2 separate regions of the Mus musculus genome follow, and region 1 is linked to region 2. A link is a loop called in an ENCODE intact Hi-C map of the cell type or tissue named here. Cell type or tissue: gastrocnemius. All regions are shown on one strand. Links, peaks and the distances in the headings refer to the core of each region. The heading gives the core; the rest is flanking DNA.

The links. Peaks named below come from ENCODE experiments on the same cell type or tissue, not always from the same donor. Only the 100,000 strongest peaks of a DNase experiment are listed, where the experiment ranks them.
Region 1: it touches region 2 in a loop (5-fold over the local background); 3 of 42 quality-filtered maps call a loop at or near these places.

Annotation. Positions count from the first base shown.
Region 1 is chr9:21,023,136-21,037,574 of GRCm38, forward strand. It overlaps Icam1 (intercellular adhesion molecule 1), which reads left to right. Exons shown (of 7, transcript NM_010493.3): 3 at 2,409-2,723; 4 at 3,177-3,464; 5 at 3,943-4,200; 6 at 4,297-4,545; 7 at 4,636-5,679. The coding sequence ends at 4,811. Icam4 (intercellular adhesion molecule 4, Landsteiner-Wiener blood group) reads left to right here and starts at 6,297. Exons shown (of 3, transcript NM_023892.3): 1 at 6,297-6,688; 2 at 6,802-7,107; 3 at 7,247-7,461. The coding sequence starts at 6,319. The coding sequence ends at 7,359. Icam5 (intercellular adhesion molecule 5, telencephalin) reads left to right here and starts at 8,903. Exons shown (of 11, transcript NM_008319.2): 1 at 8,903-9,076; 2 at 9,952-10,221; 3 at 10,360-10,680; 4 at 11,412-11,699; 5 at 11,909-12,163; 6 at 12,259-12,507; 7 at 13,059-13,301; 8 at 13,381-13,659; 9 at 13,750-13,989. The coding sequence starts at 8,995. Mir1900 (microRNA 1900) reads right to left here and starts at 9,193; the gene lies at 9,116-9,193. In gastrocnemius, for the core only: a CTCF peak has its summit at 7,811 (motif pointing right); DNase peaks (open chromatin) are centred at 4,475, 4,848, 6,396, 7,808 and 4 more places; H3K4me3 peaks cover 4,645 bases; H3K27ac peaks cover 3,430 bases.
Region 2 is chr9:20,895,529-20,909,967 of GRCm38, forward strand. It overlaps Eif3g (eukaryotic translation initiation factor 3, subunit G), which reads right to left and starts at 3,062. Exons shown (of 11, transcript NM_016876.3): 1 at 3,016-3,062; 2 at 2,850-2,896; 3 at 2,556-2,639; 4 at 2,360-2,448; 5 at 2,179-2,238; 6 at 588-692; 7 at 300-489. The coding sequence starts at 3,035. Dnmt1 (DNA methyltransferase (cytosine-5) 1) reads right to left here. Exons shown (of 39, transcript NM_001199431.1): 35 at 14,165-14,342; 36 at 13,562-13,757; 37 at 12,944-13,224; 38 at 12,343-12,433; 39 at 11,678-12,033. The coding sequence ends at 11,993. In gastrocnemius, for the core only: CTCF peaks have their summits at 3,167 and 6,139 (motif pointing right); DNase peaks (open chromatin) are centred at 3,113 and 6,139; H3K4me3 peaks cover 1,664 bases; H3K27ac peaks cover 1,931 bases.

The DNA of each region.
Region 1 (14,439 bases), core at 4,064-12,063, 130 kb after region 2:
CCGTGAGATTGTGTCTGACATAGTGCAGGCTAGCCTCCCATGGGTAGCTGAGGACAACCTTAACATTTGGTGTTTTTTTTTAAAGATTTATTTATTTATTATACGTAAGTACACTGTAGCTAACTTCAGACACCCCAGAATCAAATCTCATTACAGATGGTTGTCAGCCACCATGTGGTTGCTGGGATTTGAATTCAGGACCTATGGAAGAGCAGTCAGTGCTCTTAACCACTGAGCCATCTCTCCAGCCCCTGTTTTTTTTGTTTTTGGTGTTGTTTTTGTTTTGGTTTTTTGGGTTTTGGATTTTTAAAAAATATTTATTTACTCATTTATTATATGTAAGTACACTGTAGCTGTCTTCAGACACTCCAGAAGATGGCATCAGATTTCATTGTGAATGGTTGTGAGCCACCATGTGGTTGCTGGGATTTGAACTCAGGACCTTTGGAAGAGCAGTCGGCGCTCTTAACCACTGAGCCATCTCACCAGCCCCCTGGTTTTGGATTTTTTTCAAGGCAGGGTTACTCTGTGTAGCCCTGGCTGTCCTGGAACTCCCTCTGTAAACCGGGCTGGCCTTGAACTCAGAAATCTGCCTGCCTCTGCCTCCCAAGTGCTGGGATTAAAGGCATGCACCACCATGTCCGGCCTGGTTTGTTTGTTTTTAAGATAGGATTCTCACTATGTATCCCTAGCTGAGCTAGAACTCTGTAGACCAGGCTAGCCTCCAACTCACAGAATCCCTCCTGCTTCTGCCTCCGAAGTATTGAGATTAAGGGAATGGGGGGTGCACCACTATACACTGTATTTATAGAATTGTAATATATGACTTATTTTTAAATACTGACTCTCTACATAGCTTGATGTGGGGACCAGGTTGGCCTTGAACTCACAGAGATATGCCTTCTGACTGTTGGGATTAAAGACATATATTACCTAATTTACAGCATCTTTACCTAATAGAAGACTCTGTGCTGGACAAGGTGCTATAGGCCCGTGATCCCTACTCCCGGGTAGGCTAAGGCAGGGTAGACACAGGTTTGAGGCCAAGCTAACTACAGTATGTGAGAGCCTACCTCAAAAAAAAAAAAAAAAAGGAAAGGAAAAATATAGGAAAGGAAGAAAGAAAAGTAAGGCTGAGAAGAGAGGTCAAAGCTTAGTGATGGCCCTGGGGTTCCACTACTGTACCACACCCTCGGTCCTTCACTGGGGGATTCTATGAGGGGTTTTACCACGGAGGTACAACCTTAATTCTTTTTAATTTGGGAACAGGGTCTCCAGTAACTACTATCTCACAAAATCAAGAATTGGTCCTGGACCTGCACACCCCACTCTTTGTTACCGTGAAGATTTCATGGATTAGTCTTGGAGTTTTGACACAAGTGCAGCTTAGTTTTGCATACCTCAATTCACTTAGTCTCGGCTAGCCTCAGCCTTGCCAGTCTCCTTCTTTGGCTGGAATTACAGACTGTACCACCACTCTCAGCTTTTATTGTTTTGTCTTCTTTATTATTTATTTATTTGTTTGTTTGGTTGGTTGGTTTGGTTTTTCGAGACAGGGTTTCTCTGTATATCCCTGGCTGTCCAGGAACTCACTTTGTAGACCAGGCTGGCCTTGAACTCAGAAGTCCGCCTGCCTCTGCCTCCCGAGTGCTGGGATTAAAGGCGTGAGCCACCACACCCGGCTCCTTTGTTGTTTTTATTGTGTGTGTCTGGCGTGCGAGTGCACACCTGCGTGCCGGGTGAGCATATGGAGGCTGGACAGCTCTGTGGAGCTATTCTCTTTGTCCAAGTTTACATGAGGGATTGTCTGTTTTCCCAAACAGGGTTTCTCTGTGTAGCCCTGGCTGTCCTGGAACTCACTCTGTAGACCAGGCTGGCCTCGAACTCACAGAGATCCACCTGCCTCTGCCTCTCAAGTGCTGGGATTAAAGGCCTCTGCCACTGCTGCCCAGCCTGGGATCCAGGGATTGAATTTGGGTACTTAGGTTATGTGGTAAGCACATTTACCCACTGAGCCATCTCACTGGCCCATTTAATTTAATTTAATCTTATTTGTGGGACTGGGTATGCAACCCAGGGCTTCCTGTCTAGTAGGCAAGTCCTCTAAAACTGGGCCACCACCCCCTCAACCTTCCGCACACCCAGATACATATATATTCCTACTTATTTGCAGTCTCCTGATGATAGATTTTGGAGTGTATTTCAACCTCTCAGCTACCGCTGCTGGGAATGGTTGACGATCCTTGTGCAAACACTCCTGACCTCCTCCCTAGCTTTCCCCGAAGCTCTCTGCATTCCTGGCTGCTTACGTGGTGGGGCATGTTTGGGGGAGACTGAAGTCTTCAGGCAGGTGTAGGTCTGTCTACGGCAGTCCAGCTTACAGGATCCCCAACCCCGTTTCCTTGCAGCGTTTCCGGAGAGTGTGGAGCTGAGACCTCTGCCAGCCTGGCAGCAAGTAGGCAAGGACCTCACCCTGCGCTGCCACGTGGATGGTGGAGCACCGCGGACCCAGCTCTCAGCAGTGCTGCTCCGTGGGGAGGAGATACTGAGCCGCCAGCCAGTGGGTGGGCACCCCAAGGACCCCAAGGAGATCACATTCACGGTGCTGGCTAGCAGAGGGGACCACGGAGCCAATTTCTCATGCCGCACAGAACTGGATCTCAGGCCGCAAGGGCTGGCATTGTTCTCTAATGTCTCCGAGGCCAGGAGCCTCCGGACTTTCGGTGAGGTCCTTCACAGCGGGCAAGTGGGTTCTTGGGAGGAAGAAGACCCCAGCAATGGGGGAAAGGTGCTGAGAAGATAGTAATCCAGATAGTGGGAGTTTTGGGGATGGTGAGCTGGCTCTGTGGGTAAAGGAAGGGACTTGCATCCAAGCTTGATGACCTGAGTTCAATTCCCAGCTTCCAAAGGAGAAACTGACTCCTGAAAGTTGTCTTTTGACCTCCACAAGTGAGTCACATACATATATACACAGCAAATAAATGAATAAAAAGAAAGAAAAAGGGTGGTGTGTGGGGTGGACCCCAGAGGTCCAACTCATACTGAGTGGCAGCCTCCAGGATCACAAACAACACTTCTTTTGTTCTGCGGCCCTGGAGGTGGCTGGGCAGTTGCTGTTAAAAAAAACAACCCAGACCCCGGAACTCCACTTGCTCATGCCTGTCTTCTCCCCCAAGATCTTCCAGCTACCATCCCAAAGCTCGACACCCCTGACCTCCTGGAGGTGGGCACCCAGCAGAAGTTGTTTTGCTCCCTGGAAGGCCTGTTTCCTGCCTCTGAAGCTCGGATATACCTGGAGCTGGGAGGCCAGATGCCGACCCAGGAGAGCACAAACAGCAGTGACTCTGTGTCAGCCACTGCCTTGGTAGAGGTGACTGAGGAGTTCGACAGAACCCTGCCGCTGCGCTGCGTTTTGGAGCTAGCGGACCAGATCCTGGAGACGCAGAGGACCTTAACAGTCTACAGTAAGAAGGGGCGGGGCTTAGTCCAGAGATAGCGATGTTGAGACCTGACTGACCCCAATGGAGGGGTACTAAAGGGGTAGGACTGACAAGGGTGGGCCCTTCGGGGGCGTAGCCTAACTTGGTAGCTCATTCAGGAGTAAGGACTGGCACCAGGGGCACGACTAGCGCCTGTGGTGGCACTTTCAAGAGAGAGAACTGAAGGGAGGCTTAGCACTGCTTTAATCCCAGCACAAGGGTGGCAGAGGTAGTAGGTAGAGTCCTTATGAGTTCCAGGCCAGCCAGGGCTACACAATGAGACCCTGTCTCAAAAAGTGTGGGGCTAGGCCTTTCAGAAGGCCTAGTTTCAGCTAGGCCCAGTTCCTGGATGGCCAGTGCTGGAGATTGGGGCTGACACTAAAGGTCCATCTTGTACTTGAGGCTGAGTGGTCATAGGCGGGGGTTTGCACTGGGCGGGGCTCACGGTGTGTCCCGCTCCCAGACTTTTCAGCTCCGGTCCTGACCCTGAGCCAGCTGGAGGTCTCGGAAGGGAGCCAAGTAACTGTGAAGTGTGAAGCCCACAGTGGGTCGAAGGTGGTTCTTCTGAGCGGCGTCGAGCCTAGGCCACCCACCCCGCAGGTCCAATTCACACTGAATGCCAGCTCGGAGGATCACAAACGAAGCTTCTTTTGCTCTGCCGCTCTGGAGGTGGCGGGAAAGTTCCTGTTTAAAAACCAGACCCTGGAACTGCACGTGCTGTGTGAGTTGGCTGCAGTGCTGAGTGATAGTCATTTCCTACTGCCCCATGTGCCTTCGGAGCTTTCCCTGATCTCTGTCTCTGACACTATTTCTCCAGATGGTCCTCGGCTGGACGAGACGGACTGCTTGGGGAACTGGACCTGGCAAGAGGGGTCTCAGCAGACTCTGAAATGCCAGGCCTGGGGGAACCCATCTCCTAAGATGACCTGCAGACGGAAGGCAGATGGTGCCCTGCTGCCCATCGGGGTGGTGAAGTCTGTCAAACAGGAGATGAATGGTACATACGTGTGCCATGCCTTTAGCTCCCATGGGAATGTCACCAGGAATGTGTACCTGACAGTACTGTGTGAGTATCCCAGGATATAAGGCTGGATGAGGGGTGGGCTAGGTGCCAGGGCCTCAAGTCTCACCATTCCCTTCTGTCTCTACCACACAGACCACTCTCAAAATAACTGGACTATAATCATTCTGGTGCCAGTACTGCTGGTCATTGTGGGCCTCGTGATGGCAGCCTCTTATGTTTATAACCGCCAGAGAAAGATCAGGATATACAAGTTACAGAAGGCTCAGGAGGAGGCCATAAAACTCAAGGGACAAGCCCCACCTCCCTGAGCCTGCTGGATGAGACTCCTGCCTGGACCCCCTGCAGGGCAACAGCTGCTGCTGCTTTTGAACAGAATGGTAGACAGCATTTACCCTCAGCCACTTCCTCTGGCTGTCACAGAACAGGATGGTGGCCTGGGGGATGCACACTTGTAGCCTCAGAGCTAAGAGGACTCGGTGGATGGAGCAAGACTGTGAACACGTGTGACCCGGACCCACCTACAGCCCGGTGGACCTTCAGCCAAGAAACGCTGACTTCATTCTCTATTGCCCCTGCTGAGGGGCTCCTGCCTAAGGAAGACATGATATCCAGTAGACACAAGCAAGAAGACCACACTTCCCCCCGACACAGGAAAGCTGAGACATTGTCCCCAACTCTTCTTGATGTATTTATTAATTTAGAGTTTTACCAGCTATTTATTGAGTACCCTGTATATAGTAGATCAGTGAGGAGGTGAATGTATAAGTTATGGCCTGGACCCTGCTGCAGATGCTGTGAGAGTCTGGGGAAAGATCACATGGGTCGAGGGTTTCTCTACTGGTCAGGATGCTTTTCTCATAAGGGTCGACTTTTTTCACCAGTCACATAAACACTATGTGGACTGGCAGTGGTTCTCTGCTCCTCCACATCCTGGAGCGTCCCAGCACCTCCCCACCTACTTTTGTTCCCAATGTCAGCCACCATGCCTTAGCAGCTGAACAATCGAGCCTCATGCTCATGAAATCATGGTCCCAGGCGGCTCCACCTCAAAGAGAAAGCCTGGAAGGAAATGTTCCAACTCCTTAGAAGGGTCGTGCAAGCTGCTGTGGGAGGGTAAGCACCCCTCCCAGCACAGAAACCTTTCCTTTGAATCAATAAAGTTTTATGTCGGCCTGAGTGTCTTGTGAGTTTGTGTACAGTCATCACATCAGTTAGGCAAAGCCCTAAGGACTGCCGACTCCCATAATGCCTCAGGGTTGTCTGGTAACCTAACCCTAACTCTGAGTCTGTGGATCAGGTTGGTCCCCACCCCCACCCCCTTTCTTTTTTGAGACAGGTTCTCTTTGTGGCCATGGATGTCCTGAAATCTGCTATGTGGAATGGGCTGGCCTTGACTTCACAAAGATGGGCCAACCTGTCTCCTGAATGCTAGGACTAAATGACAAAGCCACTGCCATGTCTAGTAAAATCTACGTTAGATAGACAGGGTTTCCCAGTGTAGATCAGGATGGCCTTGAACTTACAGAGATCTGCCTCCCTGGGAGTGCTGGGATCAAAGGCATGTGCCATCACCAAGCGTTATTTTATTTTTTAATTTTTAAAGACTTCTTGGGGCTTACGTAAAAACTAAAGAGCAGGTCCAGAACTGTGCAATGGCTTTTGGTTGATTGTAGGGTCTGATGGGAGGGGAGGCAGGTATCTTCATCAGGGCCGGCCGAGGCCCATTCTGGGGCGTGGCCAGGGTGCCTTCTTATCTCCTGCGGCCAGCCTAAACTCCCTGGCGTTCCGCCCGCACTTCAGCGCGGGCTTTGTGCCATGGAGTCTGCCCTTCTGCTCCCGTCGCTTTTGCTGGTGGCTGCCTATCCGAGGGGTGGGAGCCCCCAGCAAGAGTGGATGCAAAGTCCTCCCGCGCCTTCCGTGACCTCAGCACCTTTCTGGGTGCGTCTTAATCCAGAGCTAGAGGCCGTGCCTCCCGGGGGCTCAGCGTGGCTTAACTGCAGCCACAACTGCCCCCTGCCGGTGCATTCCAGCCTGCGCACCCAACTGCGGCAGGGAAAGATAGTTAATGGATCCGGCTGGGTATCTTACCAGCTACTGGATGTGAGGGCCTGGAATTCCAAGGTGCGCTGCGTCGTCACTTGCGCAGGAGAAACCCGAGAGGCCACCGCCAGGATCACTGCTTACAGTGAGGGAGACCGGGGCTCAGGCCGGGCTGGGGTGAGGGGAGAGGGGTGGAGGAAGCGGATAGATGGTAATTGCTTTAAGGGGTGCCTGTGGGCCTTATCTCTCTTGCCTTAGAACGGCCCAGAAGCGTGATCTTGGAGCCTCCGGTCCTAGTGGGCCACAAGTACACTCTGCGATGCTATGTGACACACGTGTTCCCAGTGGGATTCTTGGTGGTGAGCCTGAGAAGAGGTGGCCGAGTGATTTATCATGAAAGCCTGGAGCGCTTCACCGGTTCAGATTTGGCTAATGTCACTTTGACCTACGTGATGCGGGCCGGACTCAACGACCTCTGGCAGCCACTCACCTGCCATGCGCGCCTCAATCTCGACGGGCTAGTGGTGCGCAGCAGCTCGGCACCTGTTATGTTGACAGTCCTCGGTGAGGCATCCTGTAATCCCAGGGAATGGGTGCGGGAGAGGGGATGTTGCCACTCCAAGGGGGCCTGCAGAACAGGCGTGGGCTCCACGCTTGGCGGTCCTCAGACCTCCTAGTTCCTGATTTTCACTCCTGCCCACAGCTTTAAGCCCAGCCTCTATAGCCTTGGCCTCTACCTCCATCGCAACCCTGGTGGGGATCCTCCTGGCTGTGGGGGCTGTCTACGTGCGCAAGTACCTGGCTGTGCAGACTTAGTTATAGATCTGTTTTCGATGCCTGACAAGAGGGAGGGGAAAAGAACTTCAGAGTAATTAATTCAGAGACTCTTATTGAAACAATAAAGTCTTCCTCCTCAGTCTCTGCCTTACGGTTCTTGGAGAAAGTGGTTTCTTTTTTAAGGTACCTTACTTTTTCCAAATTCCTTACGTAGGGGCTGAAGATTAGTAGATTAGAGGTAGTACTGGAGGAAACAACACCTTGAAATTTCTCCTTCAAGGCCAGCATGGGGTCCTAGAACCCGAGTTCCTCTGCGTAGAGTTTTGTTAGCTTTATTTGTGCGGGGCAGAAAGACTAAACTGACCTCCCCTCCAGGGCTGACTCTTGGTATGGCTTTTTCTGATTGGCTCCGCTGATACAGGCCGGAGCTCTGATTGGAGGCTAAGTTTCCCTTCTCCTCCCTCCTTTTCCACTACGGAGCCTGTGCGTTACTAGAGAAGGCCAGCGGGTGGAGCTAGACCTGATTCCCCAAGGTTATCATTAATTGGGGGGGGGGGGGGAGGTAGAAACACTCGAGTAGGCGGGGCCTTCTTCAAGTAGTAGAGGAAGCGGCTAACTAGATAGGAAATCTAGCATAGCAACAAGTTAAGAGATGATTGTTCAGGCCACGTGAGCTGTCACAGACTTGCTTCCTGGCGTTGTGCTTGTTGTCTCCGAGTCTGGTATGTATGTAGAGAGGGATGTCAAAGCTGGGGTCAAAGTGTCCCCAGTTGATCTTTTGGTCCAGCGTGAATTGCAGAATCTCGCACTAGTTACCCAGTAGAGGCGGCCACACTCCTGGCGAGGAGGGCGCAGAAGCTCTGCTGAGAGACTAGACACACAACAGCGTTGTAGACACATTCCCGCTGCACTCTGGGTAAATAAAGATCGGGTGCCGGAGTCGACTCTAATTTAGAAGCCTGCGAACGCTGCGCACACGCACACGTGTCCGAGTCTTGCTGGCACTTGATCCCCCTCTTCCTTCGCCGCGTGCGCGGAGGAGGTCTTAGGGGCGTGGCTCCCATACTTAGCCTGCTGGAGGTCAAAACGAAACCTCAGTTAAGGAAGGCATCCTCACATTCTCCTCTTAGAACCACATTTCCTGCATACTATTGACTCCCCAAGCTAATACAAGCAACCTCTCCATCCACCCTTGCTCAAACAGGCGCTGGTGGGAGGGACCGAGGATGGGCGTGGCTTGGAGACCCAGCGCGTTGTCTCAGACTCTATACCTATGGTGGTGGGTGTTTGGGCAGGGCCTCTCAGCATCCCTTCCCTCCTTCGCCAGGGATGACGCGGGAGAGCGTGGTCGCCCCCAGAAGGCTTTAGATCATTAGGCCGACCTCCATGTAGATCTTTCCCCCACGGGGGACCGCTCTTGCCTGGCTAGCTCGCCTGCATTAAGGCCTGGAGAAGCCCAGTGCGCGCTCGCCTCCTGTCAGCTCGCCCCCCATCACCGCCTCTGTCACCGCCCCCTCCTTAGAAACCAAGTTACCAACGTTTAAACCAATCCCTGGGCGCAATTCTGCCACCCCCACACTCCACCCGCTGCGCTGCGCGGTCCTCCCAGCCCCGCTCTCCATCACTCGCGCTCCCCTCGCCTTCTGTGCTCTCCCCTCCCCGGCAGCGGCGGCAATGCCGGGGCCTTCGCCAGGGCTGCGCCGAGCGCTCCTCGGCCTCTGGGCTGCCCTGGGCCTGGGGATCCTAGGCATCTCAGGTAAGAAGAGCCCGCCGGCGGAGCCAGGTGGATAAGGCGGGGGCGGAATTGAAGGACCAGAGAGGGCGGCCCGGGTGTCCCCTCCAGGCTCCGCCCTCTTCTAGCTTCCCACGCTTCTGCCACCACCTGGAGCTCCGGGCTTCTCCCTGTCCTTCCTCCACCCCAACACACCTCGATCTTTCAGATCGGAACCCAGCACCTTTTCTGAATTCGGGGTTTTGCACCCAACCTGGCTCAGGAGACACTGTGGCTCTCCTGTTCTCTCCTGCTCTGTCGTGTCCTATGGTTCACAGACTAGCATCATCCCTATTTATGATCCTCAAAGACCCTATCTCCTCAACTGTCATAACTCAGAGGCCCTGTTTCCCCTCCACCTGGAGCCCTGGCAACCGGCTTTCTAGGGCTTTCCTCACGGTTCCTTCCCGGAATCTAACCTTGTGGCTTTCTGTCCAAGTTACTCAAGTTTGGGGACAATCTCCTTTAAGCCTTTGACTCAGTCTCTCATTTCTACTTTGCTTTCGCCCCCAGCCTCGGTGTCTCTCCCCCCCATTTCCTGACGACCTGTCAGGGTCTTAAGAGTGACTTGGTTCCCCATCCCCCCAAATTGGAATCTCCTCCTCCTCACTATTGATGTGTTCATCTGAGACCCCATCCCTGCACCGAGCTTCCCCATCTCTGCCATAGGCAGCAAGGCTTCCAGAGACGCCCCTCTAAGAGTGCGTCAGTCCCGAATCTTGAGTGGGATGCGGGACTCCCGTGCTATTTCTTGGCGGTGGTCTTTCCTCGTCCTTACAGACACCCCTGGTTTGGGAGATGGGGGCCACTAAGATTTCAGAGATGGGGTCCCTAGGCTGAGCCCGCGTTTTCCTGGGCAGCGGTCGCGCTAGAACCTTTCTGGGCGGACCTTCAGCCCCGCGTGGCGCTCGTGGAGCGCGGGGGCTCGCTGTGGCTCAACTGCAGCACTAACTGTCCGCGGCCGGAGCGCGGTGGCCTGGAGACCTCGCTACGCCGAAACGGGACCCAGAGGGGTCTGCGCTGGCTGGCTCGGCAGCTGGTGGACATCCGAGAGCCTGAGACCCAGCCGGTCTGCTTCTTCCGCTGCGCGCGCCGCACACTCCAAGCGCGTGGACTCATCCGAACTTTCCGTGAGTACAGTGTGGACACGCCCCTTGGGTCCCTGGACCTCCCCCTAAAGCTCCGCCCACCCGTTCTCTGGTCCTCCTTCCTAGGCTTGTCCTGAGAGCACTACAGCTCGCTAAAGCCCAGGTTTTGGTCCCTTGCAGAGCGACCGGATCGGGTAGAGCTGGTGCCGCTCCCTTCTTGGCAGCCAGTGGGCGAGAACTTCACCTTGAGCTGCAGGGTCCCGGGAGCAGGACCCCGAGCGAGCCTCACATTGACCCTGCTGCGGGGCGGCCAGGAGCTGATTCGCCGCAGTTTCGTAGGCGAGCCACCCCGAGCGCGGGGTGCGATGCTCACCGCCAGGGTCCTGGCACGCAGGGAGGACCACAGGGTCAATTTCTCATGCCTCGCCGAGCTTGACCTGCGGCCACACGGCTTGGGACTGTTTGCAAATAGCTCGGCCCCCAGACAGCTCCGTACCTTTGGTGAGTATGGACCCTAACTGACAGGTTTTAAGTTTAGGGCAGCGGGGCGTAGTGTAGTGGTGTAGGCCCTAAGTCTCAGCCCAAGCAGAACTAAGGCGGAACTCTTGTTCATTTAAAGTCCAGTCTGGTCTACATAGCCAGGGCTGCATAGTTAGATCCCCAAAGGCTTAGCAGCTTCAACACAAGTACTAACTTAAGTGCTTTCTTTTTTTTTTTTTTTTTTTTTAAAGATTTATTTATTTATTTATTTATTATATGTAAGTACACTGTAGCTGTCTTCAGACACACCAGAAGAGGGCGTCAGATCTCATTACAGATGGTTGTGAGCCACCATGTGGTTGCTGGGATTTGAACTTCGGACCTTCGGAAGAGCAGTCGGGTGCTCTTACCCACTGAGCCATCTCTCCAGCCCAAGTGCTTTCTTCTGTGGTCTTTTTCTTTATGCATTTATTTATTGAGAGAAAAAGAGAGTGTGTGTATATGCGTTTATGCACATGCCACAGTGCATGTGTGGAAGTTAAAGGATAAGTAGGAGTTTAGTTCTCTCTTTCCATCATGTAGGTCCTGGGGATCGAGTCAAGTCAGGCTTAACAACAAGCACCTAAACTTGTGGTGCCATCTCGCCCGCCCTTCTGTATTTTTAGGATGAAACCAAACAATGCATGCAAATTGGCTTGTCAACACTGAATGCTTAGTTCATAAACTCAAATCCTGTTCTTTGTCCGCCCCAGCCATGCCTCCACATTCCCCGAGTCTTATTGCTCCCCGAGTCTTAGAAGTGGACTCAGAAAGGCCGGTGACTTGCACGTTGGATGGACTGTTTCCTGCCCCAGAAGCCGGGGTTTACCTCTCTCTGGGAGATCAGAGGCTCAATCCTAATGTGACCCTCGATGGGGACAGCCTTGTGGCCACTGCCACAGCTACAGCAAGCGCAGAACAGGAAGGCACCAAACAGCTGATGTGCGTCGTGACCCTCGGGGGCGAAAGCAGGGAGACCCAGGAAAACCTGACTGTTTACAGTAAGGGGAATCCAGGGGGCCTTCATTGGCTGGGGCTGGAACCAGAGTCTCACAGAGGCGGAGCCAATAAAGTGGGCGGGGCGTCTACACCAGAAAAAGCAGGGCAGGAGAGTTCCAGGGCAGGAGCAGGTAGAAGCTGGAAATGAATAAATAGAAGGGGTTGAGTTACCTGAGTGGGGAGTGAACCCCACCCAATTCTCCGCCCTCAGGCTTCCCGACTCCTCTTCTGACTTTGAGTGAGCCAGAAGCCCCCGAGGGAAAAATGGTGACCATAAGCTGCTGGGCAGGGGCTCGAGCCCTTGTCACCCTGGAGGGAATTCCAGCTGCGGTCCCGGGGCAGCCCGCTGAGCTCCAGTTAAATGTTACAAAGAACGATGACAAGCGGGGCTTCTTCTGCGACGCCGCCCTCGATGTGGACGGGGAAACTCTAAGAAAAAACCAGAGCTCTGAGCTTCGTGTCCTGTGTGAGTGGATGCTCACCCTATCTCTGTGACCTCCAAAGCCCCTATTACCTGCTCCATCTTTAACCTTATCTATCTCCTCTGCCTCGTGCCCGCAGATGCACCTCGCCTGGATGACTTGGATTGTCCCAGAAGCTGGACGTGGCCAGAGGGTCCAGAGCAGACCCTCCACTGCGAGGCCCGCGGAAACCCTGAGCCCTCGGTGCACTGTGCAAGGCCTGAGGGCGGGGCGGTGCTAGCGCTGGGCCTATTGGGTCCAGTGACCCGTGCCCTCGCAGGCACTTACCGATGCACAGCAGTCAATGGGCAAGGCCAGGCGGTCAAAGATGTGACCCTGACCGTGGAATGTGAGTCGGGAGAGGCATGCATGCCCAAGTTCACCGAGTTAGGGGAGACGGGCCTATACGGACAGGAAAGAAGCTGGATTCTGCAGGGATTGGGAAAACACTGAAGGGAAGTGTAGGTGGGACTGTGGGACTGGGTACAGTCTGGCAAAAACAGGCAGTCAAGAGAGTGTACCGGGGAGTGCTTTGTGGGGATCAGTCAGCAGCATCCTGAGACCTCAGGAAAGGGGCCTGATCACCTGAAGTGATGGCCAGAACCCATGTGAAGGTGGGAGGAGAGAACGCCTACCTTTTCATGCTTTCCCACACACATATCGTACAGAGTAAATAGAAAAGTAAAATGGTACATGCCAGAGTGAGAAGCTGTCTCCCGAAGGCATAGAACAGTGGTAATGCACGCCTTTAATCCCAGCACCCTGTAGGCAAAGGCAGGCACATCTCTGAGTTTGAGGCCAGCCTGGTCTACAGAGCAAGTTCCAGGCCAGCCTGGTCTACATAGGGAATTCCTGTCTCAAAATAAACAAACAAAAAACCAAAACCAAAGTCCATTCCAGATGCCCCAGCGCTGGACAGTGTAGGCTGCCCAGAACATATTACTTGGCTGGAGGGAACGGAGGCATCGCTTAGCTGTGTGGCACACGGGGTCCCACCACCTAGCGTGAGTTGTGTGCGCTCTGGAAAGGAGGAAGTCATGGAAGGGCCTCTGCGCGTGGCCCGGGAGCACGCCGGCACTTACCGATGCGAAGCCATCAACGCCAGAGGATCAGCGGCCAAAAATGTGGCCGTCACGGTGGAATGTGAGTAGGGGTGACTGCAGAGAAGTCCGCACCCGCATCCTCTGTCCTCTATGTCAACTCTTATTTCCCTGCTTCCTAGATGGTCCCAGTTTTGAGGAGTTGGGCTGCCCCAGCAACTGGACGTGGGTAGAGGGATCTGGAAAGCTGTTTTCCTGTGAAGTTGATGGGAAGCCAGAACCACGTGTGGAGTGCGTAGGCTCGGAGGGTGCAAGCGAAGGGATAGTGTTGCCCTTGGTGTCCTCAAACTCTGGTCCTAGAAACTCTATGACCCCTGGTAACCTGTCACCGGGCATTTACCTCTGCAACGCCACCAACCGGCACGGCTCCACAGTCAAAACAGTCGTCGTGAGCGCGGAGTGTGAGCAGGGGCCCAGGTGGGCGGAAAGTACCGGGTGTCCCAGGATCCTTGCCTTCCCTGACGTCCCTCCTTATGGTGGCTGATCTGCAGCGCCGCCACAGATGGATGAATCCAGTTGCCCGAGTCACCAGACCTGGCTGGAAGGAGCTGAGGCTACCGCGCTGGCCTGCAGTGCCAGGGGCCGCCCCTCTCCACGGGTGCATTGCTCCAGGGAGGGTGCCGCCAGGCTGGAGAGGCTACAGGTGTCCCGAGAGGATGCGGGGACCTACCGCTGTGTGGCCACCAATGCGCATGGCACGGATTCACGGACGGTCACTGTGGGTGTGGAATGTGAGTGAGGACAGCGCAGAATGAAGAGGACTGAGCCCGCTAGAAAAGTGCCGTGAGGGCTGGGATGTAGTCCAGTGGATAGCGTGCTCAATTAGCACCCACAAAGCTGTATATGCTATTCCCAACACTCATAATTTTAACACTTGGGAGGCAGAGACAGGCAGACCTGCTCTCTGTCCAGGACAACTTGGTCTACAAAGGGGCTACAGGCCCCCCAAGATTACATAACCCCTCTCTGGCTCCCTGTCTCTCTGGCCCACCCCAGCCATGGGAGACTTCTCTGAATCCCCAGCCCCAACCATCTCAGTAAGACAAAAGCACTTTTGTTTCCGTGGCGGGTGGGTGGTGTCTTGGGAGGCAGCAGTTTTGCCCGTCCATCCCAAGAAGGGTGGTCTCAGGCCTCCTAGGGTGTTTGATTATCGCCCAGTGCTAAGCAGCGTCTTCATCTCC
Region 2 (14,439 bases), core at 2,053-10,052:
CACACTGAGCCCAGCACATACATGGTGGATGTTGCCTGAGTATATACGTGTATACACACACACACACACACTGCGTATATATGTACACACACACACACACACATACACACACACACACACAGAGTATATATGTACACGCACGCATGCACGCACGCATACCCAAGTTAGAGTAAGCTATCAGTCACACATCAGGATGACCATGCCCGAAGCCACTCAAACTTGGCCACAGGTAATGCAGGGAAGAGAAGAGCACACTACCACAGAACAGCTGAGACCCTCCCAGGTCCCCACGTCCACACCTCCTGGCAGTTTCTCCTTCTCCCCAGTAGACAGGCCGAGCTGCTCAGCCAGCTCCTTCTGCATGGGTCCTAGTGTGTCCTTGTAGGGGCAACGGGTGGTCCAATGGTCGCCCTTGCAAATGCGGCAGGACACAATCTTCTGGCCCTTAAGCTTGTTCATTGGGTCCTCCTCCTCCTGACAGTTTAGGTCCTGGTGGGGTATAGGGAGGGAAGGCTCAGAGGAGGCTGCTGGGCCCGGCCCACACCACCCCCACTGCATTTCTCAGGCTCCAGCTTCACCCAGCTCACCTCTTTGCTAGTGATGAATGTCATAGAGACGTCATCACTGACTGTGGTAGTGGCCACATTGGGCCCCGGTGGGTCAAACTCCGAGTTGCCAAACTTCTTCCAATTCTGGGCTCCCAGAAAACAATGGGGAGAAGTGAGGAAAAGACAGGAAGGATCCTGCAGTGGGTACCCCAGACAGACAACCATTCCGGGGCCTTGAATCCGAAGATCTAGTCTCTCTAGAGGCCTTCCCTGTGGTAATGGTGACAATCCCCATTCCCTAAGCTAAACACAGTGGCACACAACTGTCACCCCAACACTTGCCAGGTGCAAACAGGAGGACCTCAAGACACGCAAGCTCAAAACCAGCCTGAGTTATCTGAGGTAGGTGCTGGTAAGGTAGCTCGTGTGAAAACGTGCAGTACACTTTCTAACACTCATATAAAAGGTTAAGTACATGCTGGGCATGGTGGCGCACGCTTTTAATCCCAGCCCTTGGGAGGGAGGCAGAGGCAGGCAGATTTCTGAGTTCGAGGCCAGCCTGGTCTACAGAGTGAGTTCCAGGACAGCTAGGGCTATACAGAGAAACCCTGTCTTGAGAAAAAAAAAAAAAAAAAAGGTTGAGTACAGGGCTCCACTGTGCCGCTGGCAGTTTCTGGGCTGCTCCATGGCCAGCCTCCCACCAGGGACAAAGGAGGAATCACCCAGACCTTAGGAACCGAGCCAGTTAAACCTGAAACTCATTTCCTGCCTGTAAAACAGGGGCCACAAAGCTCCCTGCCTCCCTAAGCTGGCCTGGAGCCTGAGAAGCTGTGTCTTGCTGAACGCTGGCACGGGACCTTGCTCTCAAGCGTCGCTGTCCCTCCTCTACAAGCCCTCCCCCCTAGGTAAGTAGAGGCTGCTTGCTTCTTCATGTAGACAGGTCAAAGGAGAGAGAATGGAGGTCAGGATGCAGGAGGCTGAGGCAGAAGCATTTAGAATGAAGACCAGAGCTAGAGCCTCTCAAAAATAACAAGCCAGCAAATGGTGGCAATGCCTTTAATCCTAATGCATGTGGATCTATGAGTTCAAGGTCAGCCTAGACCACAGAGTGAGTTCAGAACAGCTAGGGCTACACAGAGAAACCCTGTCTGGAAAAACAAACTACAAACAATAAAACCCAAGAGGGCTGGGTATGTCTCAGTACAGTGTCTGTCACACAAGTGTCCGTCAGACTCTGACCCCGAGCACCCACAGTCAAACACTGTGCACAGAGGCAAACTTGCATTCCCGGTGCAGGCCAGACAGGAAGTGGGGACAGCAGGGTCCCTGGGGCTGTTAGTGCCCAGCAAGCCTAGTCTAGTTCCTAATACCGAGAGACCAGCTCAAACCAAAAGTATGCTGTGCCATGTGCTGGGGGGGATGATGCTGCGCACATCCGCACACAAAAGGAGAACAATAAAAAAACAAAAGTAAATGAATAAATAAAGCATCTAACTTCATCTACTCCTGGGCCCTAACCTTTCAAGGCCTAACACTAAACGTTTACTCCACATCAACAAAAAGGGGCTTCCCAACTCCTCAGGATCAGCCCCAGAGAACACCCTACCCCCCAAATGAGGTAGAATCTCACCTTCCTCCTTGCCACAGCCTTTGATGCCTTCCGGGTCTCAATCCTGAAGGTTCTGACAATCTGAAGATGAATAAGAGAGGAGTGCTTCCAGAGCCTCAGGCCCTGTCTCAGCCACTGACACCCCTCCACCTGAACCCCTGAACACAAAGGCACTGGCCCTATGTGTCCACTTCGACCTCACCTTGAATTTCTTCCCATCTTCCTCTATCTTGTACTCAGTCACTGTCTTTATGTTCCCATTGATGACTTCCTTGGGAGGTGGCAGCGGGTCTGGAGGAAGATGACAGAAACTGATTCCCGGGTAATGGGGACTGGCTGGAAAGTAGGCTTGAGAGTCGGAAGGGAAGAGGAAGCAGGCAGGGATGGACACTGCTCACCTCCGGGCAGTAACTCGGGCTCTGGACTGGTGTCCCCGGTGGGCAGAGGGATTCCTTTCAGGAGCTCGCTGGTGACACATTTGTCTGCCAGAGGGAATTCGGGGAGGAAGGTAGAGTGAGCCACGGGACGGGAACTTTCAAGTCAGAGAGAGAGTGTGTGTGTGTGTGTGTTGTGTGTTTGCGGGTTGCACCGGGGGCACAGCGCAGGGCGAGGGTGGGGCTGGCCACGCGCGGCCCTAGCCGGAGCGTGGGCCCCGGGAACAGGCAGCGGGCGCGGCCACGCTCGGCACTCACCGTCCTCTCCCTCCTCCTCCACCTGGTCGGCCCAGCTGGGCTTCGAGCTGCGGGGACAGGAGATTGGTGAGCGGGTCCCGGCCCCCCGCGCCGCCCAGACCCCCACGCACCCCAGAGCAGCCCCCACGCGGCCTCCCCGGCGACCCCATCGCCACCCCACGCATACTCAAAGTCGCCAGTCGGCATCTCGAAGTCTTAACTCCACGCAGCTCCCAGCCCGGGTAAAGACAGGAAGCCGGAGTAGAAGAGGCTTCCGGTGCCGCGGCCGCAGCCTAGAGCGGCCAGACCGCGGTGAGCACAGCGCCTCCCTGCGGACAAAGGTGGACACGCGGCTCTCGCGCACCGCAAAGCGCTGAGATCCAACCTGGAAAAGGGGTCCAAAAAAAAGCTTCAAAGAACTTTTTAAACTTTTTTTTTCCCCCTTTGGGTAATGGGGCTAGACGTGAGTGTCTCACTCTATAGATAGGATAGCCTCACAATCCTGTCTCAACTCCAAAAGGCTGAAAGTACAGGCTCACGAGCAGTATTCCCAGGGTGGCCTTGAATTCATAGCTGTCTTTCCACCTTACTCTCGTCCGTGCTGGGAATATGAACATGAAATCGCCACACCCGGAACTGATTCGTTCTCTCCCTCTTCCCGGAGAATTAGTTTTCAGCCATCAGTAATCGCAGTGCTGGAGGTGGAAGCTGGAAAATTATGAGTTAAAGGCCATTTTCAGCTACCTCGTGGATTCCAGACTAGCCTGCGCTCCATGCGACTCTGTCTCCAAAACTAAAGGTGTCTTGCTTTGTTCCCCAGGCTTGCCCCTGAACTCCTAAACGCAAGGAATTCACAAATAGCTGGGGCTATAATTGTGTGCCAACAAGCTTGGCTGAAAAGCACGTGTATCAAGAATGCCCTCGCCCCACATCGTTTAGAGGATACCAGGATTCTGGTTTGTTGAAGAAGAAACAGACTCAGACCAAACCCTTTTGTCCTGTGCTAAGACGTCCTTTCTTTGAATAAGAGGCCACCTGGTCTCCTGTGCCTCCTTTGCTGTGTAGCATGCTAGGGTTTATCCTACAACCTTGTTGTGCGTTTGTATTATTTGAAGACAGCATGCTTGTGCATACATAGCACACATGGAGGTCAGGGGACACTTTGCAGACAGTCTCTCCTTCCACTATGTGGGTCTTGGGATTGATCTCAGGCCTTCAGGCTTGGCAGCCAGCCTCCTGCTGTGGTCCAGGAGTCCCCTCACAGACCACACGAGCCCCAGTCTCAGTCAGAGAGAGGCACTTTATTGAGCATACATGTCAGGACTGGTTAACCAGGGCCACAGTCCAGATTCAGGACCTGAACTGTGACCCTGACTTAAGATCCTGCAGGGTTTTTAAGCCTCAAATCCACAAACATCTGGGCCAAGTCACATCACCAATCAGGATTCAGAAATGGGGGGTTTACCTGGGAACATGGTTTTGCCTTACACGTATCCTGCTCCCATTGGTTGGGTATTCAACGGTGGCAAGAGACTTTCCTTGTTGAACATTCATGTCTCAATGTGCCAACCAGGTTGTCAGTTACCCACGCACATGTCTTTCTGCCAAGTAGGATGCCAGTTTCCAGGGAGGTCTTGGGAACTTAAACTTTACTCAGTCATTACTCAAAATGGAAGTCTTATTCCAAAGGGTTTCTTATATTGGTGCAGTTCTCTCTCTCATCTATTTATTTTATTTATATAAACTTGAGCTGTCTGAAGACACACCAGAAGAGGGCATCAAATCCTATTACAGATGGTTGTGAGCCACCATGTGGTTGCTGGGAATTGAACTCAGGACCTCTAGAAGAGCTCTTAACCACTGAGCCATCTCTCCAGGCCAGAGATTTCTCTCTTATGTTGGAGTCCATCCCAGGGACAGCTTATACAGACAAATACCATAAAAATTTATATATGGCTAGTAAGTGCTGCTGGGTGGTTGGTTCAGGTCAAAGCTTATTATGGGTAACTATTCAAAAAAGTTCTACTAACTTCTATCATGATTGGTTTCCAAGGGCACAGGGCATAACAGAATATGTAATCAGTTTTGGCATTAGAAAGTTTCCTAGTAACAGCAGAAACATATGAGAAAGTTTCCTTATAATGGTAGGCTAGCCAAGTAGGCTACCTAGGCCTTGACATTTTATCTAGGCCTTAATATTTTACCTAGGTCCCAGTACCTCCTTAGCTGCAAAAACGTTGCAAGCTCTATTCCTGCCACCTTAAACTCTCTCCAGTGCTAAGCTCCTGTCAAGTAAGTGGAGGTTATATCAGATTCTCTGCCGTAGGAACATCCACTCCAAGTCCATGTGTCTGTTTGGGATGCTGGTGGGGAACGGAAAGCAGGGAGTTGGGCACACTAATACTGACCTATACTCCTAACACTTAGAACTTGTATCTTAAGCTGGCAAGATGGCTCAGTGGGTGAAGGCACTCTCCACAAGCCTGCTGCCTGGAGTTCAACCCTAGGACCCATCTGAGGGAAGGAGAGGACTAACTCTAGCAGGTTGTACCCTGAGCCCCACACTTATGCTGTGGCCTGTTCTCACACACTGCATCGTAGTGGGACCCCTGTAGAATCAGAGGATCTAGGGTGAACATCAGAATGAATAGCTGCTTTCTAGATGGACTTCGACCTTGAAGAAATCCTGTGAGACTCTTCAGGATTCAGTCCAGAGGCTGAATGTCCCTGCTCCCAGCTCCCAGCCAGGCCTCGGGGCTAAGAAGGACAACGCTTCATAAAAATGTAATGGGTCGGGCGTGGTGGTGCACACCTTTAATCTCAGCACTCGGGAGGCAGAGGCAGGCAAATTTCTGAGTTTGAGGCCAGCCTGGTCTACAAAGTGAGTTCCAGGACAGCCAGGGCTACACAGAGAAACCCTGTCTTGAAAAATCACACACACACACACACACACACACAAAATGTAATAGAATCAGAGGAGGTCAGGCAACATCTAAGGATGGTATGGCCTTAAAAGGAAATTGGTTAACTAACTTACATTTGGTTTTTACTGTTGTTCTCTCTAAGGACACAATAAACAAAATGGTCAGTTTCAGTGCTAGGAAGGCATAGGCAGAAAATCCGAGAGTTTGAACTCAGCTGGGAATGAGGAAATAGAGTGGGGTCGTGAGTCAAGTAACAAACAAAGAACAGACTGAAGAGTTAGTTCCAGGTCTCCGTCCTCCCGGCTGGAGAACACGGTCACTTTAAGTAAGGTTTCCTGGGGTGCCTGTGTTTTCTTGTGAAAAAAACTTGTTGCAGTTGTCACTAGAGGGCAGAGTAGGACAGTGAGAAGGAAGGAGGTTGGGGACCAAGGAAAGAACCCCAGCTGCAAAGCTACCTTTTAGAAAGGACCCACTGGGGACACACACATGGCTGAGGCAGGAGTGCCACCTCAAGATCAAGGCCAGCCTGGCTTACACAGTAACATCCTGTTTGTAATGAAAAAGAAAAGAAAAAGAAAAGAAAAACGGCCAGGTGGTTTTTAAAGGTACAAAATTAAAATACTGATAGGATTTCTCCTTGGAACCTAGTAGTTTGACAGGTGGCAATTTGTATGCAAAGACTTGACAGTTAGAAGGCTGTGCAGTGGAGGGGAGGAGCTGCGGATACCTGTCATCAGCTCGGGTAGGAGCCGGGAGCCTCCAGAGGCCGCTTGCACTGCACAGTGAAAACCCATAGATAAATAAGTAGTGTTGCTCCTTCTCTGGGGAGCAGTCTTGTGTAGCTCTGGCTGGCCTCAAACTCGCTACGCAACTGAGGACGACTTCAAGCTACTGCTCCTCCTACTTCCACCTCCCCAGTGCTAGGATGGCAGGCAAACATTGTCCCGGCTGGTTTATTTCATGTTACAAGTGGAGCCCAGTGCATGCTGAGCCCCAGTGCACGCTGGGCAAGCCGTCTTAGGCAGATTTTTCTTGCTGTGATAAGCACCATGACCAAACGCAACTTAGGGAGGAAAGGGCTCATTTTATCTTACAGCTTGTAGTGCTATGCTGAACGAAGCCAGGGCAGGAACTTAAAGCCTGAAGCAGAGGCCATGGAGGAGCACTGCACGGAGGAGGCTTGCAACCCATGGCTCCCACAGTTGGCTTTTGACTGTTTTCTTTTGGAGACGGTGTCTATCTCCCGCCTGTCTGGGGACTGGCTATTTAGACCAGGCTGGCCTCTAACTCACAGAGATCAACTGCTTCTCCAGTTTGGGGATTAAGGCATGAGCCACCATGCTCAGTCCTTCAGTAGTTGAAAAGCAAAACAAAGCAAGAGATCACTGTGTAGACCAGGCTGGCCTTGAACTCACAGTGATGATCCACATTCCTCTGCCTCCACAGTGTAGGAATCAGGGGCGTCTGCTATGCCTGACCCTTAAAACACGTTTTTAAAACATTTTTTAAGCCGGGCAGTGGTGGCACACACCTTTTAATCCCAGCATTTGGGAGGCAGAGGCAGGCGGATTTCTGAGTTTGAGGTCAGCCCGGTCTACAAAGTGAATTCTAGGACAGCCAGGGCTACAGAGAGAAACCCTGTCTCAAAAAAAAAATTTTTTTAAAATTTATTTTGTGGGGCTGGAGAGATGGCTCGGTGGTTAAGAGCACTGACTGCTCTTCCAGAGGCCCTGAGTTCAATTCCCAGCAACCACATGGTGGCTCACAACCATCTGTAATGGGATCTGATGCCCTCTTCTGGTGTGTACTCATATACATAAAATAAAGAAATAAATCTTTAAAATGATTTACTTTGTGTGGTTGGTTAGTGGAGATCAGAAAATAACCTTCAGGTATTGGTTCTCATCTTCCATCATTTGGGCTCAAGGGATCTAACTCACACATTAAGCTTGGCTGCAGGTGTTGCTGTGGCCCTTGCCCTGTCCCCGAGCATCATGTCATTACTGAAGCTTTTCCCTTCACTGTGGCTCAAACTCCCCTTCAGCCTGGCGCCATGCACTACCCCTCAGGAGGCAGATCTGAGGCTTGAGTTTTTTGCCTCTATGCTGGCTCCCTTTCACTCCTCTAGAGGCTGGGTGTGAATGTGTGGTGGGGGTGGAGAGGCAGGGTTGTTAGTTTGGTACTTGAGAAGGGGGGGGGGGGGGGCAGGAGGTCGAGACTAGCCTCAGCTACACGAGTCTGAGAACGGTCCAGGCCATACAGAAGACTATCTCAAAACCAATGTAATTCTGCAGCATTTACCAGGGATTTGATGGATCTCTCAGATCCTGTGGCATTCCACCCACTTCTAGGTATTTGCCTTTAAAAGAAACACAGTGCTGTTTCGCCCAGCCCTTTGGCATATACTAGACGAATCCCTTGAAACAGATAATGCAGCTGGAAATAGTGCCTCACACCTGCATACAGCCTAGGATACATAAATGAGCTCAGGGCTAGCCTGAGCTACAAAATGAGACGTGTCTCAAAACAACTAGCATAAACTGTCTCAGGTCAGTCTCACACCAATGACCCCAGCACTCAGGAAGCCAAGGCAGCCAGATGACAGTAAGTTCAAGGCCAGCCTGTGCAACAAGTGAGAACGAGAGAACGCCTGGCCTGGACAGTGGAGGTAGGTAGGCATTGCTCAAGGTTGCTCAGGGTACGTAGAACAAGTTGATGTGTTTATAAAAAGAAGGGGGATATGTTCTATGGAGGTGCAGTGAGGTATAGGGGAAGAGGGTGTCTCAGTGGGCCCATGTCAAGGCATCTCTTCCCGCTGAGGGACCAGTCACACAACTGTATAGAATTTATTCAGGGCATGGGGAGGGGAGTTAAGAGGGTAGTAGAGGCAGAGAGAGGGAGACAGAGAAAGGGAGGAATAGAGGTTGGCCATGACCATGTGGAGGGAGGGTACAGAGCGGGAGCAGGAAGGGAAGAGCAAGAGGTCAAGAGAGCAAGAGAGGGAGGAGGGGGCAAGTAGCCCCCTTTATAGTGGGTCAGGCCTACCTGGCTGTTGCCAGGTAACTGTGGGATGGAGTTTAGACAGAGTGCTAACATTCCTCCCATTTTGGTTTAACTAAAAAAGATTAGAAAGATGTGATGGCAAAGCGGAAATAGGGTCGTTGTGATAGCTGGCTGCTTCCTGCTGACACTGGGGTGACGTTGTCTCTCGGGAACCTAGAGGGATGGGTGTGGGGATGTTTGCCCAGTCTCAGGAGAGTGGGCTGCTTCCTTGTCCGGGGTCTGTGGAGCCATCTGAGGACGGGTCAGAAGGAACAGGTCCAGGAGAAGCGTCTGTGTCTGAGACAGGAGATGGAGCATCTGGAGGCTGCTTCTCTGGAGCTGTCCTGGATGTAGTGAGCGCCTGGACTTGACAAGATGCTCAAACACAATATATTTATTATAGAGAGAGATTAGGTACGTTTGGAAGAAAGAAATTTTAAGATGTACATTTGAAACCCAGAGGAGTCCTACCCTCTGGAGTAGGTAGTAAGTGGGAGCTTTGGGCAGAGGTACTTATCTGGGTGGAGTCTATTTGGTCAGATCTGAGTGTCTGGGTTTCCTGTGGCTATAAATTTACAAAAGAGATAACAACACAAGTTAACATGAATAGCCTTTAAGATGAGCCTTTTGTGGAGCAAAAGGAACAAAAATTTATAATTAAAAAGTTGGATCATATATGTAGTGGAATGTTTCATTAGAGTTAAAAACTCAAATAATGTTAGGACAGTGGAATAACAAGAAGAGGAAATATGAAGCAATTTAACTGATGGAAACTGAGTTTAGGCACCCCTAAGCACGACTTCTATGGCACGTCCCTGAGCCCGAGAGCGGGGTGGGAGAATGTAAGCAGCAGAATGGCCTCGATGCTTCCTCAGGACTAGATAGCCATTGCAGACATGCCTTTAGTATCAGCAGTGAGCCTGCGTGGGACCAGCCTGTCAGGTCGGTGTGGACGAAGAGGGCTCCCAAAGCTCTGCCCTCCCTGCTGAGTTATGGCAGAAACGGACTCTAGAAAGTCATTGCCTGGAGTTGTACACCCAAGTGTGAGCCCAGCAGGCTGCAATGGCTCCTTCCTCATCTGTGGCCACACAGATGACCTGGGCAGGAGGGGAAGAAGTTCAAGGCCAACCTGAGATATATATATATATATGACTATCTCAGAGTTGTTTTTAGAGATAGGGCCTCTGAGTAGCCCTGGCTGTCTCAGAACTCCATCTTTAAACAAAAACTGACTTCAAACTCAGATCTCCACCCGCTCAAAAAAGTTTAAAATGTGTTTTTCATCAGTGTGCATGACTGCTGTACCCACACCCACAGTGGTCAGAAGAGGGTGCCAGACTCCGGGGACCCCACCATTATGTGGGGTGCTAGGAACTAAGCCCAGGTATTTTGGTTTTTTTCTTTTCCTTCAAGACAGTTTCTCTGTGTCCTGGAACTCACTTTGTAGACCAGGCTGGCCTCTAACTCAGAAATCCGCCTGCCTCTGCCTCCCAAGTGCTGCTGTGCGCCACCACTGGCCAGCTGCCCAGGTTCTTTGTAAGTGCAGCTATGACTCTTAACTGCTGAGCTAACTCTTCGGCCTCCTCTTCTATGTTCAGTCAACTCGGTTAGTGGAAATAGAAGTTTCTTCATCAATAAGTCACACAGCCAGGCCCTGGTGGTGCACACCTTTAATCCCAGCACTCAGGAGGCAGAGGCAGGTGAATACACAAGTTTGCGGCCAGCCTGGAACTCACTACGTAACTCACCTTAGTCATGGTGTCTTCACAGTAATAGAAACGACATCAGGCAACACGGCACGATTCTAACTCAATACAAACAGCAAACCCCCAAGTCTGGAGCAGCAGGATGGCTCAGTGGTTGAGTGTTGATGTGCAAGCCTGGCAAACAAATACCTAGAGCCCACACACAGGTGGAAGAGTACACAACTCAAAGTTGTCTTAACTTCCACGTGTGAGCTGTGGCACCCAGCCACCTCCAACGTCATACTATAAAATTCTGACATAGGAAACTTTACAGAGCTGGGGGTTTGATCAGCTGGCAGTGTGGCACTGGGCCCATCCCCAGCATACCCGAGAAGCCAGTGTGTGGAGAGGTGGAAGTCTGGCACACGTCCACTACAAGATGCCAGCATGGAGGCCGACCCGCAACCTCACTCCTAAGACAGCCTACAGCCCTGCTGAAAGGCAGCAGCCGCTCCACAGAGGCAAACAGGCTACCCTTTACACAGAAGCACATCTTCCAAATGATCTGTGTGGTGGTACAGTTATAAATATAGGCAAGAGAACAAAGTTCTGAGCTAGCCTGGGCAACATAGAGGCGCCTTAAAAAAATTACTGCTATATTTAGTCCAGTACAGTAGCCCTTAGAAGGAGGAGGATTGCCACAACTTGTAGTCCAGCCTGAGCTACACAGTGAACATAAGGGTCAAACATGGTTACACAATATATCAAAAAGGTATGTGCTGAGCCATAATCCAGGACCCAGGAGTCTCTTCTAGGTCTTAAGCCAACTGGAGTTCTGCACACAGGGCAGAGACAGGAGTTCTGAGGGCGGCTTAGTCATGGTCTCTTCTTGCTCCATGATCCGGGTCTTATGTCATCACGAATGATCGCAGGATGGCTGCTTTATTACCAGACACACAATAAAAGGTCAACTCCAAAACAAAAAGGGCAAAGTGTCCGTGGAGATTAGCCAAGACCATCCGAAGAGGCTTTCTGGGAAAACCTACTAGAAAGTTCCATTTGCCTTTCACTGGGCAGAACTGAATCACAGAAAAGTATCCCACCGAGGTGGATGTAGTGGCTGGTCCACGGACACCGTAAAGCACGAGCCCCTCCCCCCTCCGCTGGGGGACGCTGCCAGAGAACTCAATCACTAGCTGGGTGCTTGACAGAAGCGCTTTATTTTGAAGAAATATTACAACATATAAAACTACATCAAGTCTCACTTGCCACCTGCACAGTGGCAGATCTGATAGAATACAGGATAAGAAAAAAACCAAACCAAACCAAACCAAACAAAAAAAAAAACCTTAAAATTCAGAATGCACAAAGTACTACACAGCTTGGTCACAAAACAAACCTCATACAAACAGCTTAGTGTCAGCCATGGCCACAGACACTGAGCACAAGACTTCAAATGATGGGGCTCAAAGGGTTAAAAACATCAGTGCACGTGGGGCTCTGGGTGAGAGCACTAGTCCTTGGTAGCAGCCTCCTCTTTTGCTTTAACTGCAGCTGAGGAGAAAGGAAAAGTCACTTGAGAACAGGGCAGCAGGCGCTCGCGGCAGCAGGCGCTCGCTCACGGCTGGTCTTGAGCACATGCACACCGCTGGAAACATTCAGGACTGAGACATAGCTCCCGGATGTTTCTGCACGTAGGTGCTGGGGTAGCCCTTGAGATCGGTGCCTGCTGACTTGGACTGACCAGTCAACAGAAGCTCACACCTGTGCCATCTGCCCTGGCCCTACTCCTCTAACCTTGTATGGACTTGGCACACACAGGCCCCAGGGACGAGAGCTGCCCACGAGGAACGGGGCACGTACCTGATGCGCTCTCCCGAGCACTGGACAGCAGGCAGAGCTTAATCTCCAGGCCAATGGCTTTGGCCAGGGGTGGTGGCACAGCATTACCCACCTGCGGGAAGGAAGGACGTAACACCAGGCTCACCAGTGGCCGGACCATGACCAGTGGCCTGGGCTTTGTGGTACAGCCCTTGTTGTGATGTCCACACACCCTCAGGTCACTAACAGGTAGTTTTAGAGCCACCTGCTTGCCTCCCCAGTGCTAGGACTAAAGGCATGCACTACCACACCTGGCTAACAGTGAACTTTTTAAAAGCTTTAGGAAAGTCTGGAAGCAAAATCTGGACCCACCCAGAGCCAATGTGAGTCCCATTAGGAGCCAAGGGTCTGGAACATGGGAATGGTCTGCATGGAGCCCAGGTCAGGTCGATGTTTCTGGCACGGGCCTTTTTCTCAACAGCAATTCCCAACCAGGAATAGCCAGTGTAGAAAGGGCACATTTGGGCCAGTGTTGTTGTTGCTGACCCATACTCTGTTACACAACCTGACTCGAAAGCGGTGGCCCCCACCCCCAATGTGAGAGCTGAGGCCACTCGATGATAAGCTCTGGTGATGAACTGACCTGCCGGTGTCTGTCCAGGATGTTGCCGAAGAACCGGTAGCTATCTGGAAAGCCCTGGGAGCGGGCACATTCCCGAACACTCACGACCCGGTGCTGCTCCGGGTGGAGCACCCGACCCTGCTTGCCCATGGGCTCAGGGTTGGTGACAGTGGTGCTGAAGAAGCCATCCCACTCCAGACGCCCGTAGAGGCCAGCCCAGTGGTTGTGCCGGTTCCCAGTGTGCGGCAGGCACCAGGGGATGAGGGTGCTGAATTGCCTGGACTCAGGGTCGCAGGCCTTGCCTGTTGCAATGGAACACTGAGCTATGGACAAGGCTGCTGCCAGAGACTGAGGCATCTCATCTCTCATCTCTGCAGAGGGGCTTCCAAAGGGAGCTCTTACGGGTGTTTGATTTGGGCCCCCCTACGCTGTTGTAACCTCACACCATGCAGCCATTTAATTAGCACGGAGGTGTGGCCAGGCCTCTGGCTTATCACGTAGATGAGTTGAATGGGGACGGCTACAAAACCCCAGGAAGCCCCACTGAACAGCCAGCCCTCACAAAGGGCTGCCATAAGGGAGACTCTTGTTTTTCGGGAAGACCAAGTGGAAGGGGGGGACTAAAGCTTGGGGTCCCACCTTCTGCACAGGAACAGACTCCACGCAGGGCACCGGTGCTGCTGTAGCCATTTTTCACATCATGAAAGGTGTACTGTAGCTTATGGGCTATGACGCCATCTCCCAGCCGCACCTGTATGTTGGGCAGGTCACGCCAATCTGATCCTGGGAACAGTGGGATGTGCCGCATGCGGGCAGCCACCAGTGGGCTCATGTCCTAGAACAAAGAGAAGCCCAGCTGAAACCCGGTTCTGGAAGCACAGAAGGGCACCTAGAGGCTCAGATCTTGTCAGGAAGAGACAACCACACAACCCTAGCTGAGAGATGGTCACGTAAGAACATGTGACCGAGGACACCTATGGAGGGACAGCTGAGATAAATGCACAGGACAAGGAGGGGAGCACACACAACGTGAGGTCTGATGTATGAGAAGCCCATACAGAAACGCTATTAAGAGAGGGTGTGTTGTGGGGACATTGGATGTCATCCAGGGAGTATTCAAAGATGACAGCATGCGGGTAGATCAGAGATGTTGAGCCTTGAGGCCCGTGGAAGTGCAAGCAAGCTCAGGAAAGAAGCTGGGCCAGGCACCGGCACGGCACGGCACGGCCGCAGGGCAGCTACCTTGCAGATATGGTCCCTGAGGATGGGCTGGTAGTGTGATCCTCGCAGCTGCCTCTGGAACCAGGACAGTGGCTCTCCATTGTAGGGGATCTCAGAATTCGAGGCTCCATTCTGGATCTCGGGGAGGTCAGACATGGTGTCTCGCACGGTGATGGTTCGGAAGGGCCCCGAGCTCAGCCTGCAGCAGAGGTGCTCTATTAGATGTCAGGCAGGTGGCCTCTGCTGGAACTTAGGAAGTGAGGGAGGGGCAGCTGTGGTATGGGCTCTGCTCAGGT